Regions from separate parts of the Homo sapiens genome. Here all the other regions are linked to region 2. Evidence: chromatin contacts called from ENCODE Hi-C or POLR2A ChIA-PET data. All regions are on one chromosome and are shown on one strand. The core of a region is the stretch at or near the end of the contact, and the rest is flanking DNA. Distances in the headings are between cores, read along the strand shown.

Evidence for each region. A loop is a pair of places that touch in the nucleus more often than their neighbours do. ChIA-PET counts read pairs that join two places held with the same protein, here RNA polymerase II (POLR2A). Pooled maps may share reads with other maps.
Region 1: a loop to region 2 is called in a map with no recorded cell type, with 4 times the contacts of the local background. The contact joins two enhancer-like sites. A Hi-C loop is called at or near these places in 4 of 37 single-sample maps with no recorded cell type and 4 of 50 pooled maps.
Region 3: a loop to region 2 is called in a pooled map, with 3 times the contacts of the local background. The contact joins two enhancer-like sites. A Hi-C loop is called at or near these places in 4 of 37 single-sample maps with no recorded cell type and 3 of 50 pooled maps. POLR2A ChIA-PET finds 5 or more read pairs at or near these places in 3 of 52 experiments (AG04449, HepG2 and activated CD4-positive, alpha-beta T cell).
Region 4: a pooled map shows a loop between it and region 2 (2.4-fold over the local background). The contact joins two enhancer-like sites. A Hi-C loop is called at or near these places in 1 of 168 maps with a recorded cell type or tissue (CD8-positive, alpha-beta T cell) and 1 of 50 pooled maps. POLR2A ChIA-PET finds 5 or more read pairs at or near these places in 2 of 52 experiments (BJ and PC-9).

What each region holds. Positions count from the first base shown.
Region 1 is chr6:52,303,252-52,306,576 of GRCh38, reverse strand. All of the region lies in intron 1 of LOC124901329 (a long non-coding RNA gene), which reads left to right. Among named protein-coding and RNA genes, the nearest start is that of MCM3, 20 kb to the right of the region's middle. RefSeq lists an enhancer at 367-436 and a silencer at 2,092-2,386. Within about 2 kb of position 1,781, at least 6 of the 41 ENCODE cell types and tissues checked have a DNase peak (open chromatin) inside an H3K27ac peak, as active enhancers do.
Region 2 is chr6:52,534,998-52,538,707 of GRCh38, reverse strand. TRAM2 (translocation associated membrane protein 2) reads left to right here. Exons shown (of 11, transcript NM_012288.4): 2 at 2,862-2,925. Among named protein-coding and RNA genes, the nearest start is that of TRAM2, 40 kb to the left of the region's middle. RefSeq lists enhancers at 1,109-1,168, 1,419-1,508, 1,689-1,738. Within about 2 kb of position 1,992, at least 3 of the 41 ENCODE cell types and tissues checked have a DNase peak (open chromatin) inside an H3K27ac peak, as active enhancers do.
Region 3 is chr6:52,388,300-52,391,557 of GRCh38, reverse strand. The region is part of intron 1 of PAQR8 (progestin and adipoQ receptor family member 8); the gene reads right to left. Among named protein-coding and RNA genes, the nearest start is that of PAQR8, 28 kb to the right of the region's middle. RefSeq lists enhancers at 1,293-1,502, 144-2,628. Within about 2 kb of position 1,742, at least 26 of the 41 ENCODE cell types and tissues checked have a DNase peak (open chromatin) inside an H3K27ac peak, as active enhancers do.
Region 4 is chr6:52,723,271-52,726,577 of GRCh38, reverse strand. No RefSeq gene overlaps it. Among named protein-coding and RNA genes, the nearest start is that of GSTA2, 39 kb to the left of the region's middle. RefSeq lists a silencer at 1,923-1,972. Within about 2 kb of position 1,962, at least 17 of the 41 ENCODE cell types and tissues checked have a DNase peak (open chromatin) inside an H3K27ac peak, as active enhancers do.

The DNA of each region.
Region 1 (3,325 bases), core at 532-3,031, 230 kb after region 2:
TCCCATGAGAGAAGCTCCAAACCTCAGTGGGAAACCTAAAGCTCTCAAACTGTCTTCATGTACTTTATTATCATTTTTTTAAGGTGTTGGGGGTAGGGGATGGCGATTTAAGAGGAGGGCAGGGGCCAAGATCCCTTGTTTTTCTTCCTCTTTTCTCCAAGCAATTAACAGATGGAAAGGTCTCAACCAATGAACAGATAGAAAGCAGCAGCAGGCCTTGCTCCTAGGTAGAAAATGGGGTGGGGAAGAATCAGCCTAAGGCTCCCCTCCACCTCCACCTCTCCTGGTGGGGTCCAGTGAGAGCAGTCTAGCACTGCTTGGAGGGACTTTAAGTGGCTTTATGAAAAGGCCTGCCATCTAAGATGGTAACTTGAGTTAATAACTAAGGAGGAAGCAAAGGAATTCATGTAGCACAGAGTTGTGAGCCCGATGAAGAGGCGGTATTGCTAAAGTCGGATCATGATGTCTTACATCAAAAGAAATCATAAGGCAAAGAAAGGAGAACAGAAACTCTCATTTCCTCTTGATCACTGTCGGTTGGCTAAGTTGTCATTTTCAAGTGGAAGATGCCAAAAAGTCCAGTAATAGAGTAATTTTTCAGACAGGTAGACAGGAAGCATACTATTACAATGAGACTACAGTAAGTCTCAAGGTGGTGGCAGTGACTCCCACCTAGATAGAATTTTAGGAAATATGTTTAATTACTACATGAAAAGATTCATGGAAATCATTAAAGTCCTAAGTGCCAGAATATGCAGTCCTGCCCACGTCAAGAATTTGCCAGCAATAACAAGCACAGACTTTCCAGTCACAAACAGCTACCTAGAAAGAAATGACAAAGTACTGATTCTTTTTCCAAGCTGCTGATCCGATAACGAACATGAGATTTAGTATCTATAATGGCTGTCTCACTTCATCTCCTGTGCCTGTCATAATTCCTAGCACATTAAAGGGGCTCAATAAATATTTGTGGAATGCGTTGCTGAGTTCATAATATTTACCACGTTGTATTTATTTTACTACCTTAGAAACAATCTCTAAGACGACAAGTTATAGCCATCTTAGCAGAGATCCTGTGAGATCTGGTCTTTTGAATTAATTTTAAGATGTTACAGCAACTAAAGGCCTTAGTTAGGATTAGGTGAGTCCAACATGCTTGTTTTATAAGGAGAACACTTGGGACAGAGAAAGGGAGGGTAACTTTCCTAAGGTCACACACCCTTTGGAGCTAGAATATGCATGCATCTTCTGACTCCTAGCCCCACCTAGGATGGACACCAGCTCTTAGAGAAAGAGCAGCTCAAAAAACACATCATGATATTATGGAAGTAGATTTTCATTAAGTAAGAAACAGCAGGAAAGCACTGCAGTATGAAAGAGAAAGCACTGCAGTGGTGTGTCAAGAATGCTTTGCAGTCTCAGTTCCTCCATTAGGCAGCTGATTAGACATTCCAAGTGACTTGGCAATGTGAGAGCGCTGAGATCTAGAAATATCCAATGCTAATGTTAAAGTCTATTCTTCCATGTGGTTTTTCTTTCTGAAAACTTTAAGGAATAATTGATTTTTTTTTCACTCCTGTCAAGCAGGTCCTTCCTCATAATAGATTGAAATATAGAGTGAATTTTTTAACTAAAAGGCAGAAACCCGAGATTGAAAAAGGTCTTGGCTTTTTGTCTTAAAACAAAACAAAAACAAAACAAAAAACTAACCATCTTCATGTGCCTGCTTGTGGGGGACGTTAGATGATCAGGGCAAGTAAAACTGGTGAAGCAGTTTGGTTTGTCAGGGCACTCTTTGAATTTAGTGTGTGGGAGGGACTTCCTGTAGAATTTTGCCAATTTTTTTTTTTTTAATTTTTATTTTTGAGACGGAGTCTCACTCTGTTGCCCAGGCTGGAGTGCAATGATGCAATCTTGGCTCACTGCAACCTCTGCCTCCCGGGTTCAAGGGATTCTCCTGCCTCAGCCCTCCCTAGTAGCTGGGATTATGGGCATGCACCGCCACGTCCGGCTAATTTTTTTTTTATTTTTATTTTTGTATTTTTAGTAGAGACAGGGTTTCTTCATGTTGGTCAGGCTAGTCTCCAACTTCTGACCTCAGGTGATGCGCCCGCCTCGGCCTCCCAAAGTGCTGGGATTACAGGCATGAGCCACTGTGCCCGGCCCTTATTTTGGTTTTTCAGGGCACTCCTTGATTTTAGTGTGTGGGAGAGACTTCTGTAGAATTTTGCCAATGTGTTTGCTTGGTGAAGAGAGTCAGAATAAGGGAGGAGACCACCCCTCATATTGTCTTATGCCCAATTTCTGCCTCCAACAAAAGAAGAAGTAAAAACTAAAAGGCAGAAATGAAATCCACAGGCAGACAGCCCGGCGCCGCGTCCTGGGCCTGGTAGTTAAAGATCAACCCCTGACCTAACTGGTTATGTTATCTATAGATTCCAGACATTGTATGGAAGAGCATTGTAAAAATCCCTGTCCTGTTCTGTCTCGTTCTGATTACTGGTGCATGCAGCCCCCAGTCACATACCCGCTGCTTGCTCAATCCATCAGAACCCTCTCATGTGGACCCCTTTAGAGTTGTGAGCCCTTAAAAGGGACAGGAATTGCTCACTTGGGGAGCTTGGCTCTTGAGACAGGAGTCTTGCCAATGCTCCCAGCCGAATAAATTCCTTCCTTCTTTAATTCCGTGTCTGAGGAGCTCTGTCTGTGGCTCGTCCTGCTACAAGAAGGCCAGGAAAAATGAAAAGTCCTTTAGAAGGAAGGGGTCATTAAGGAGAGGAAGTCTGTGTGAGGAAAAGAATGATATCCACACTAAGAATGAGTCTTATTTTCTCTGAGCTGTTTTACTTTGGCTCTTGTATTGCTGACTGATTCTGTAAGAACATGGAGGGAAGATACTGATGTGTGGTTACACAGATATAATTTCATTCATACCTGCATTCACTTCATAATGGAAGGCCTGATATTCATCAACTAACTCAACCCTGAGCTTCCACGGTTACCTGGGGGAAAATTTCATTGACTTTTATTAGGAAAGTCACACACACTCACACATCACTGTACCCAACTCAACTCAAAGGCCTCCACCACCCTCAAAGCATGCTTTCAGCATCAAGCTCAGGGGGGACTGCAACATCTTGCACAAGCTGTCCTGCAAAGGAGAGCCATTGCTGCTGTGCTTGTGGCTGAGAGTGAAGAGGCTGAGCAGGTGGCTTCCCTGGCCCAGACCATGCAGGTCAAACTGAATCAATATTGGAGAACCAAAGCAGGTCATCTGTTCTCTGTTCATAGAGCCAGATGCTTGATCTCTTAGAGCCCACAGGAC
Region 2 (3,710 bases), core at 743-3,242:
GCTCTGGGGAGTTTGACAAAATGCCCATGCCCCAAAGAGTCTGGTTTAATTGGCTGGGGTGTGGCTCAGGCACAGAGATTTTAGAAGCTCCCCCAGGGATTCTAATGTGCAGCCGGAGTTGAACACCAGTGCTCTTCCCATTGAATGATAATGTGTCCTAGAAGTGGACCCTGGCCAACTGAAGGAGGCTCTGTGGGGGCCAGCAGCACCTCCTCATACCCGCCCAAGACCCAGAGCCCAGGGCAGGGTGTCCGGTTGGCCCAGCTCCTGCCCTGAGGAGAGGGTCTATCCCCTCCATCCTCCCATCCCCCGTAGTGACCCCACACACATCCTATGCCCACACACAGCTGGAGAGAGGCTTCCCTCAGGAAACCCTGGTGCCATTAAGAGAGGAGAATGGATGGCAGACAACCCAAGCCCCACAGAGGTCTCCACCCTGTGCTCTAAAAGACATGTGCATTTCTTGAATGAAATCAAGTGGGAGATATGTGCCTAGGCAGGGTAGAGTGTTTGGTTTATGCCTGCCTGCTTTCTCCTGGCTCCTCCTTTCTCTCATTTCTTCCAACTCCTCTGATCTTCCTTCACAGGGATTTCAGGCTGAGAAGATGAGGTTTATTTTCAGAGGAGTCATGTCAGACAATATGAAGTGTTAGGTGGTTGGGCCAGGAATGACCTATATGAGTGGAGTTCAGAGAGGGAGAGCCAACATGGCTAGCGTGGGCAGGAGGGGCTCTGTGGCAGAGCTGGATTCAGGTGGCTTAGTGCCTGGAAAGGTCTCACAGAGAAGGCCGTTGATGGTAGAGGACAGCCTGGATGATGGCACTGGGGGCAGCTCCCACGACAGAGGGGGAATAAGTACAGCTGAGTGAAGCTGACTTGGCTTTTGATTTTTCATCTTAAGCAATGAGCCGTTACTGAGCACTTACTGTGTGCATCTGGGCTCCTTACGTAAGAGGGGCTGCGAGGATAAATGGGAACGGGACGGCACAGTCCCTGCCTGTGGGACTGTGAGGAGTCTGATGAGAACTGTGGAGGAGGTGAGAGCCTGATGAGAACTATGAACAAGGGTATGGAAATGATAAATACAGCAGAGCATGACACAGAGTGCATCCGGCAAGCAGAGATCATGCCCCTTGAACAGCTGGGAATGGCTTCACAGAGGTTACAATTGAGGTGGGTCATGAAGGGATGTGTGAGATTCTAATCAGGAGAGCTGTGTGTGTGTGGTGGTGGGTATAGGAAAGGTAGGACGCAAACTGAGAGTGGCTAAAACTCCCCAAAGGAAGTGGTGAGTAGAATATATTGGCTGAAACCCAGCACATCTGTTCTAAAGAAAATACAGGCAGTTGGACAGGAAGGTAGGTCGAGAACACTGAAAAAGGTCTTGACCAAAGGTAATAAGGTTTTAGGGTGGGGATTAGGAAGACCTGTATATTCGGATAGGGCTTGGTGTTTTCTATCACTCCTCTTAGCTAATCTCATTTGGGTTTTTCCCTGCAAGCCTGATAGGACATGTCTAAGGCTGCAGCACAAAGACACGAGAAGTCTTGTCCTGCATCTCTGTGTACAGAGTAAATGACACCCACTGAATGGGATGGGTCTTGTTGACCAGGGGAGTGGGGAGATTTGCTCTTTAAAGGAGAGGGTTGTCTCTAGAGGTAGCTGAGGATAGTGACCTCTCACTGGCATGTCTGGGCAACACAGGGCATCTGTGATGTATCATTCACTCATTTCCATGCTGCCTTTGCCACTGTCCAGTGTGTTTGTCCTCCACCCTATCCCTCACATGTGCATCCTTCAAACCTCTGTTAGAGAAGAACCAGCACCCCTTTATTGACGAGGTGTCTCCAGAGGGCCCTTGGGAAAGGCCTGGTCCTGGGCTGCCTCCTCACCTGGCCTTGCTGCAGGTTTCAGAACAGTGTGGATGGTGGTTCTCAGGCCCACCTGCACATCCGAAACCTCTGGGGAGCTTTGAACAACGCTAGCAGCTGGGCCAGCGCCACACCAGTCTGTAGTACCCAAACTAGCTGAGGTATTACAAGCACCCCTGATTTTATGGACAAGCAGACTGAGGCTCAGCGTATAAGATTACTTGCTGGTAGATACATAGCAAGAAAATGGCAGAGCTGGCATTTGAACCCAGGTAGTCGATTCTTGAGTCCAACCTTCAAACCCCCAGGTTTTGTCATCCCTCCCCTGCTGGCTAAACTGTCACAGTACTGATTTGGCCATTCATAACTAGGTGGCAACCACAGTTTTTTGTTTCACAGCACAACTAAGATTTTAAAGGCAGTTTTTGAAATAAACAAACCAGGAATGTGGGATGTTACTTCTGGCCCCATGCCTCCCAGTAAGGTAGATGTGAAATTAGCAGCTGGAATTCTCTGTTTCTGAAGCTCAGGTGTCGACTTTCAGGGCTGCTCTCCAATGCACAGGCAGCCAAAGTGCTGTGGAAACCTCAGCTAGGTCCTAACCTTCTTGAAGGTTGTGACTTTATTTATTAGTTTCTGTCTTCCACAATGCTGATGCACAGAACTAAACTGATAAATATCTGAATGAACGAATGGCTGACAAATTTGTACTATTCACTTGTGAGCTCCTGTCCTGCCATGCACAGCTTGTTTCATCTCATCTGCAGTGAGTACCAGTCTAGATACCATCTGAGTCCCAGGGTACAGGTATTGAGAGGTATGTCATTAAAGAAAAATAGAACAAAAACTAATGCTAACTCTGCATTAGGCAGAACCGTTCAGTCAAGAGGTTTGAGGGTCTAAGATGTAAAAGGGGCGGTTAGCAGCTTCCACTTGTTTCTTTTGATGTGGCCAAAAGCTAAACTGGAACTCTTTTCCTTTGTTTTACAGGTCACAGCCAAGACTGCCTTTCTATTTATTTTACCTCAGTATAACATTAGCGTGCCTACAGCAGGTAAGAATCACTGGTCTCCATCTTCTCCTGGCCCTGTTAACCCTGAAGGACCTGGAAAGCTTCCTTTTCCCCATCTGTGTACAATTTTTTTTTTTTCCCCCATGACGGAGTCTCTGCTCTGTCACCCAGACTGGAGTGCAGTGGCACAATCTTGGCTCACTGCAACCTCCACATCCCAGGTTCAAGCAGTTCTCCTGCCTCAGCCTCACAAGTAGCTGGGATTACAGGCGTGTGCCACCACGCCCTACTAATTTTTGTACTCTTAGTAGTGAAGGAATTTCACCATGTTGGCCAGGCTGGTCTCGAACTCGTGACCTCGTGATCTACCTGCCTTGGCCTCCCAAAGTGCTGGGATTACAGGCATGAGCCACCACGCCTAGCTGTGTACAATCTTTTTAGATATTTCAACCAGCCTCTGGCAGCCTCCACCACTGAGATTGCAGTGGTGCAGCATTAACCGCTAAGAACTTCCCTCTCTTCTGCTCTCTGTCTTCTTCATCAGAAGAGGACCTGCTGCACCACGTGGTGCTTTGTGCAGCTCCTACTCCTTTCTCCAAAGCATCTAACATTGAGTTCTGTTGGAGACAGGATGTGAGGCATCATGACCATTGATCTGTTCTCCAGAGCATGGCTTCCTTTTAACATTTTCAGAGGAGAATGGGCAGGATGTTGCGTTTTGATAGTGCATGGAAGCATGGTTGGGGCCCAGGGTGCTGCACTCTGACTGGGTTGGGGTAAGGACCAAACCTCAGGCCCAGCCACAAGTCTTGTCACAGGACTGTTGT
Region 3 (3,258 bases), core at 493-2,992, 150 kb after region 2:
ATATCACTATTTGTAAAGTCATATTTGAAAGAATGGCACTACCAGTGCAATCCTGTTATTAGCAGAGATCATTTGAACATCGATTCAGATTCACCAATGGTCAGTGCATATTTCCTCCCTATATTTAACAAAACCTAACAAACAGAATTTCGACATCCAAAAATGGAGTATTTGATTGTGTAAATTAAGATAAATCTATAAAATAGAATACTATGCACTTATTAAAATAACTAGCATATTTACATTTATTGTTATACAAAGATACACATGATATGTGAGCTCCATTGGTTTTTCACTGTAGTCTCCACTGCACTTAGAAAAGTGATGGACTAGCACATTGTACATTCTCAAAAAAGATTTCTTGAATGAATAAATGAGTCAAAGACATGTAAAGGAAAAAACAAATTTAAAGTATGTGTTCCGCCCAGCCCTATTTTTGTAATCATACAAACATGGTACAGATGAAGTATGGAAGTGCATATAATCAAAACAATATAGCTATTGCCATGAAGGGATTGTGGGGAATTTTACTTTTCTTCTGGAAATACTATCATTATCGTACTTTTTAACAACAAACATTTACTACTTTTGTAATTGGAAAGCAAAAGTTAGTACTACTCTGCAAATAGGAATATTTGACATAAATATGCAAAAATTGGTAAAACCTAAGTTGGTAAAATATTAAGACCCTCCCCAAGAAACACCCCAGCATTATAAAGGAATACACCCATACTTGCATTTTTCTGTGAGCTCAACTAGTTAGCATACCAAATTAATTATTACGAGTAACCTAACTATACTTGCCATAGGGTAAGCTATTGGTCATGGGGGGTTTAAAGGGAAAAAAATATGTAACATCTACTGTTAATGCAGCAAAGATGTTCTCTTAGATTGGAAAAGCCAGTATACACAATATTGTCAAAAGACCTTCCCCACAGCACACAAACTCAAACGGCATTAATACGTGAGTCACTTCCTGACCATGTGGGTTTGTGGTACGGCTGAACCGTGCCTATAAAAAAAAAGTAAGGTACACCTTTTTGCCACAGATCTGGCAGCAAGATGTGTCCTTCTGGGCTCAGTGAGCTCTCCACTTATGAATCTTTTCCTCTGTGGTGCCCTATAATATTCCTAAGAGGAGAAAGAAAAGACAGCCTTAATTTGTTGCTGTGCCCTGGGAAAGATGAGCAGAGCAAATTTCCTCTGAGTGCCTTTTTCTCTTTATCTAACTAGAACCCTCTAGCTAGAATTTCTGTCTGTTCTGTCACTTCCTATACTTTCCACATCTCAGCTAATCTCACTTGAGAAAGTACTGGTTTCAAAATGCATCATTACAGACAGAGAATGCATCTGCCACATGGAATAAATAGTATCTGTGTTTAATCTGTCGAGTGGGAGAAGTCAGAGGAGCTGGGAACAATTTACTGGGAGAACACACTGAGCAGTCTCCAGGCAATCAACAGTTCAGGTGTGAAGATCATGTTCTTCTGAGGCTTCTTGTTTGAGTAAAGGTAAACTTTGCTGTCTGAAACTCCCACTAATTAAAGCCTAGGGACAGGTGTCTCCCTGGACTTTCTACATGAGTGTAACTATCGGCTTCGTTAGGTGTGGTTTGGCTTCAGTCAGGCAACCTCTCAACTAGATCTAGCTTCTCACCGGCAGGAAGCTTCATCACTGATCTGCAAACCAGCTGGGACCCGGGCCAACCCGGGTGAACGTGAAGAGAGCTGCTCATTTCCACTGGCAGGAAATCAATCTTGGAAATGCCCTTTCCACAGCAGAAAATCAGATAACAAATCGAGCTAGAGTTTGGAGCACCATATAAAGAAAGCTGTGTTCCCTAGCAATTAAACATTAACTCTTCTGCAGTGACAACAGTACACTCTCCTGGTGGTTCTAAGACCCAGCAATTTTATTTGCTATAAAGAGTCAAGCAAGTCACTTTATTCTTCATTTCTCCTTAGATATCTCCAAGGCCTTAGTTCAATTCCAAATCACCACAAAGCCTTCTCCAGGCCATCTTGATTCCTCCCCCGCCCCCAACCCTTATCTATCTATTCCACATATTTTGGTAAGGAGAACATCAGGCTTGCCCATTACTTCACTACTGTGTGTGTAGAGAGCCTTCTCTCTTCTGCTTATTGAATTGCAAGCCTCTGGAGACAGGAACACTGGCTTACCTATGCTTTATTTCTATCAGCAAACAGTCAGAGGAAAGATGTCCCCAGAATGTGTCAATAGATCATTGTTCAAAAACAAAGTGAATGACTATCCTTTGCCTGCTTCTAAAGGTAAAAACCAGTGAGATCTAAGAAAACGAAAATGTGGGTTTTCAAAAGAAAACACCATTTGAGTTGGATCTTATTTATTTGTGTGGTTCATCCACTTGCTAGGTATCCGCACCAATATTTAAATTGCTGGCTGAATTTCTAACCATCAGCTTGTTTTTGGTCTATCATCTCCTACCATTTGTCATTTTTATGACCAAGAATGCCTAAGCAAAGACTTAGGAAAAGGAGGGGCCAGGCAGAGAAACATAATGTAAAATAACACTGGAGCACTGTTAGAACTCGTTTTTATTCTTGTTGCATACAAAAGGCAGAACAGACTGTCCTGATTGCCTGAACAAGCCACACACTTGACATCGCCAATGTTATTGTAGCCTGCTGTGCCTGGCAAAACCCACTTCTCTCTCAAATTCAGGCTCAGATATAACCCCTCCCCTGTGAAGCTTAGCGACAGCCTGAAGTAGAACTCATCATGTCTTATTAAGCCCTCTGTCTTTGTCCATTCAGGGTGCTGTAAGGAAATATCAAAGACTAGGTGGCTTATAAACAACAGAAATCTATTTTTCACAGTTTCTAGAGGCTGCAAAAGTCCAAGATGAAGGCACCAGCAGATTTGGTGTCCAGTGAGGGCCCACTTCTGGTTCAAACATGACTGTCTTCTTGTTATGTCCTCACATGGCAGAAGAGGCAAGGGAGCTCTCCTGAGTTTCTTTTATAAAGGCAGTAATACCATTCATCTAGGCATTCATCTAGGTCAGTGGTCCCCAACCTTTTCAGCACCAGGGACCAATTTCATGGAAGACAATTTTTCCACGTATGGGGGCTGGGGGTTGAGGAGTATGGTTTCATGATGATTCAAACCCATTACATTTATTGCTTTTTTTTTTTTTTCCTGACACAGGGTCTTGCTCTGTTGCCCAGGCTGGAGTGCAGTGATGCCAACTCAGCTCACTGCAACCTCCACCTCCCA
Region 4 (3,307 bases), core at 713-3,212, 190 kb before region 2:
AAAAGTCTGCACCAACAGGAGCTGATGGCTTTCATAGAGAGAGATCCACTGTCAACCTAAGTAGCCCTGAAGACACGGTCAGTTTATAAATGACTGGACATTATGACAATAATTTATTACTGATTTGCTATAAAGTGTTATCCATTTTATGCTATATATAGTTTAGCATAGCTAGAAAATAAAGGGAAATTTATTTTTAATTTTGGGTATATATACAGATTTATATATTATATTTACCATACCAGATGTTAAACATTCTGACTATCACTCCTGGGTAGTCTGTGACATAAAAGTATGAAGATTTTTGTTAAGAAGTAATTAACATTTGGTATTTAATACTTACACCATCCGCCATTTTAATAGTGAGTTTATATATATATGTGTGTGTGTGTGTGTATAACTGAAGTGGATATTAATTTCTCTGCACTGGGGGAATTGGGTCAATATTTGAGCCATTAGGTATACTGACTTGCCAGTTTTCTGGGATATTCTTGAAGAACAAATATGTTTTAGCAACATTCTGCCAATTAGAGCTGCTTAGATGAGGCAGCTGTGAGTCAGCACAAATTTAATCTGTGTTGACTTTGCTCTGCCTTGCCTCCTACCTTTCTCCAATCTTTACTCACCTTCCCTCTGCACACAGCAGCTGTTTCAATATATTTGTCCTTTGAAACTTTGAATACAGTTGCAACATTCTAAGTCAACAGGGCAGCTAAGTATACCTAGCAGAAAAATTAGACTTTAACCTCAGAAATTGACAAAATCTTCTCAAGGATTATGGTTCCAATAAATACTGTTTAAAGTATTTTATTCATAGTTCTATTCAATAAAAGTTTATAGAGCACCTACTTTGTTCCCTGAATTGTTTTAGGCACAGAGAATGCCAGGAAAGACTAAGTCCTGAATGACAGGAACCAGAAGATCCAGTGAGCGAGGGTCTTAGTCAGAGGGAACAATGAGACAGGGTGTTGGTCAGGAACAAGTTGGGTGTGTTTTAGGTACACTAGTGTTGTGGGAGCAAGGCGAGGAAGTATTGAAAGATGAGGCCAGCATGGGTGTATTAGTTATCAATTGTTATATACCAACTCACCCCGAAGTTTAGGGACTTAAAGCAATAAATATTTATTATCTCACACAATTTCTGAAGGTCAGGAATCTGGGAGCAGCTTAGCCGGGTGGTTCTGAATCAGCATTTCTCAGGACGCTGCAATCAAGTCACTAACAGGCTGTGTCAGCTGAGGGCTTGACTGGGATCTGTTTCCATGATGGCTCACTCACATGGCTGTTGGCAGAGGCCTCAGTTCCTCTCTGAAAGTTGGCAATACATCTCACTTCTTTGGCATGCCTGCTTCTGTGTAGGACTGCTTGAGTGTCCTCAGGACATGGCAGCTAACTTCCCCTGGAGTATGTAAGCAAGAGGGAAACTACAATGTCTTTTATGACCTAGTATTGGAAGTTACACCTCTGATGATAGAGAAGGGCTGAGGACATCGCCTCGGGGGAGATAGCAGTTGGAGAAGAGAAGGCTGGGTGGAGCCAGCGAAGGCGTCTGAAGAGGAGGGGTCAGTGAAGTAGAAGGAAGTCCAAGAAAGTGTGGCATCATGAGGCCAACAGTCCGGCAAGAGGATGGAAGAGTGGACATTGAATTTGGTACCACGGAGGCTACTGCTGACCCGAGGAGAGAAGATGGGGACACAAGCCTGACTGGAGTGGGTTGAGGAGAAAATGGGACGTGAGGTAGAGGAGACAGCAGCTACCGGCAGCCGTTTTGAGAAATTTTGCTCCGAAAAAGGGCATATGGTTGGGACAGTAGACTTTCTCAGTGATCTAAAAGAGGAAGGGAAGGTTGAGTAGGCTGAGCTCAGTTTCATTTGCAATTGTGGAAAGTCACCTAAGAGTGGCTGAGTCTGTGCACTGAACTCTTTACAGCCACCAGGGAGGTCCCTTGGCTCTGGGCAGTGCGCCATCTGGTGCTCAGTCATGGAGTCAGCGTTAGACTGACACAGTAGGTTGGGCAATCCCTTTGCTGGAACAGAGACTTTTTTTCTCATAAATTTTAAATCCAAGTTGGAGTAAATTGCCAAAAGAACAACTAAAAAATGCTGACTGAAAGGCAGAGGTGCAAAGTTCTCCTCACTTCCTTTTAACCCCTTCCAATTTATTCCATTTTGTCTTTCTTATTCCCTCATCCTCTTCACCTTAATCCATGAGTCTCTCTGTATTTCCTTTTCCACTGTCCATTTCTATGACGCAGAATCTAACGATGCAGCTACAAGCCAAGAAACACCAAAGATTGCTGGCAGCCACCAGAAACCAAGAGAGAGGCTGGGAACAGATTCTCCCTTAGAGCTTCCAGAAAGAACCAGCTTTGCTGACCTCTGGATTCTGGACTTCTAGCCTCTAGACATGTGCAAGAATAATTTCTGCTGTCTAAGCCACCTAGTTTGTGGTAATTTGTTAGAGTGGCCACAGGAAAAGAATTCAACTACTTTGCAATAAAAAAAGGAATGAATACATAAAAAAGCACAGATGAATTTTGAAATAATTGTGCTGTGTGAAAGACACCAAACAAACAAAATACCTGCTGTATGCTTCTAATTATATAAACTTCTAGAAAATGCAAACTAACTCATTGTGACAAAAAGCAGATGAGTGGTATGGGGCCAGGCAGAAGAAAGGGATTTCCAAAGGGCATGAGGATGTGAATAAGTTCAGTATCATGATTATGATGATAGTCTCATAGGTGTATATGTGTGTTAAAACTTATCCAATTGAGGCTGGGTGTGGTGGCTCACTCCTGTAATCCTAGCACTTTGGGAAGCCAAAGCAGACGGATCACTTGAGGCCAGGAGTTCAAGACCAGCCTGGCCAACATGGTAAAACCCCATTTCTACTAAAAATACAAAAATTAGCTGGGTGTGGTGGCACACTCCTGTAGTCCCAGCTACTTGGGAGGCTGAGGCATGAGAATCACTTGGACTCAGGAGGTGGAGGTTGTAGTGAGCTGAGGTCACACCACTGCATTCCAGCCTGGAGGCAACAGAGCGAGTCTCGTCTCAAAAACAAAAACAAAACTGAAAAACTTATCCAGTTGTACACTTAACTCTGTACACTTTGTTTTTTTTTTGAGACAGTGTCTCGCTCTTGTCGCCCAGACTGGAGTGCAGTGGCCTGATCTCAGCTCACTGCAACCTCCTTCTCCCAGGTTCAAGTGATTCTCCTGCCTCAGCCTCCCAAGTAGCTGGGATTACAGGCGCCCACCACCACGCCCAGCTAATTTTTTGTATTTTTAGTAGAGATGGGGTTT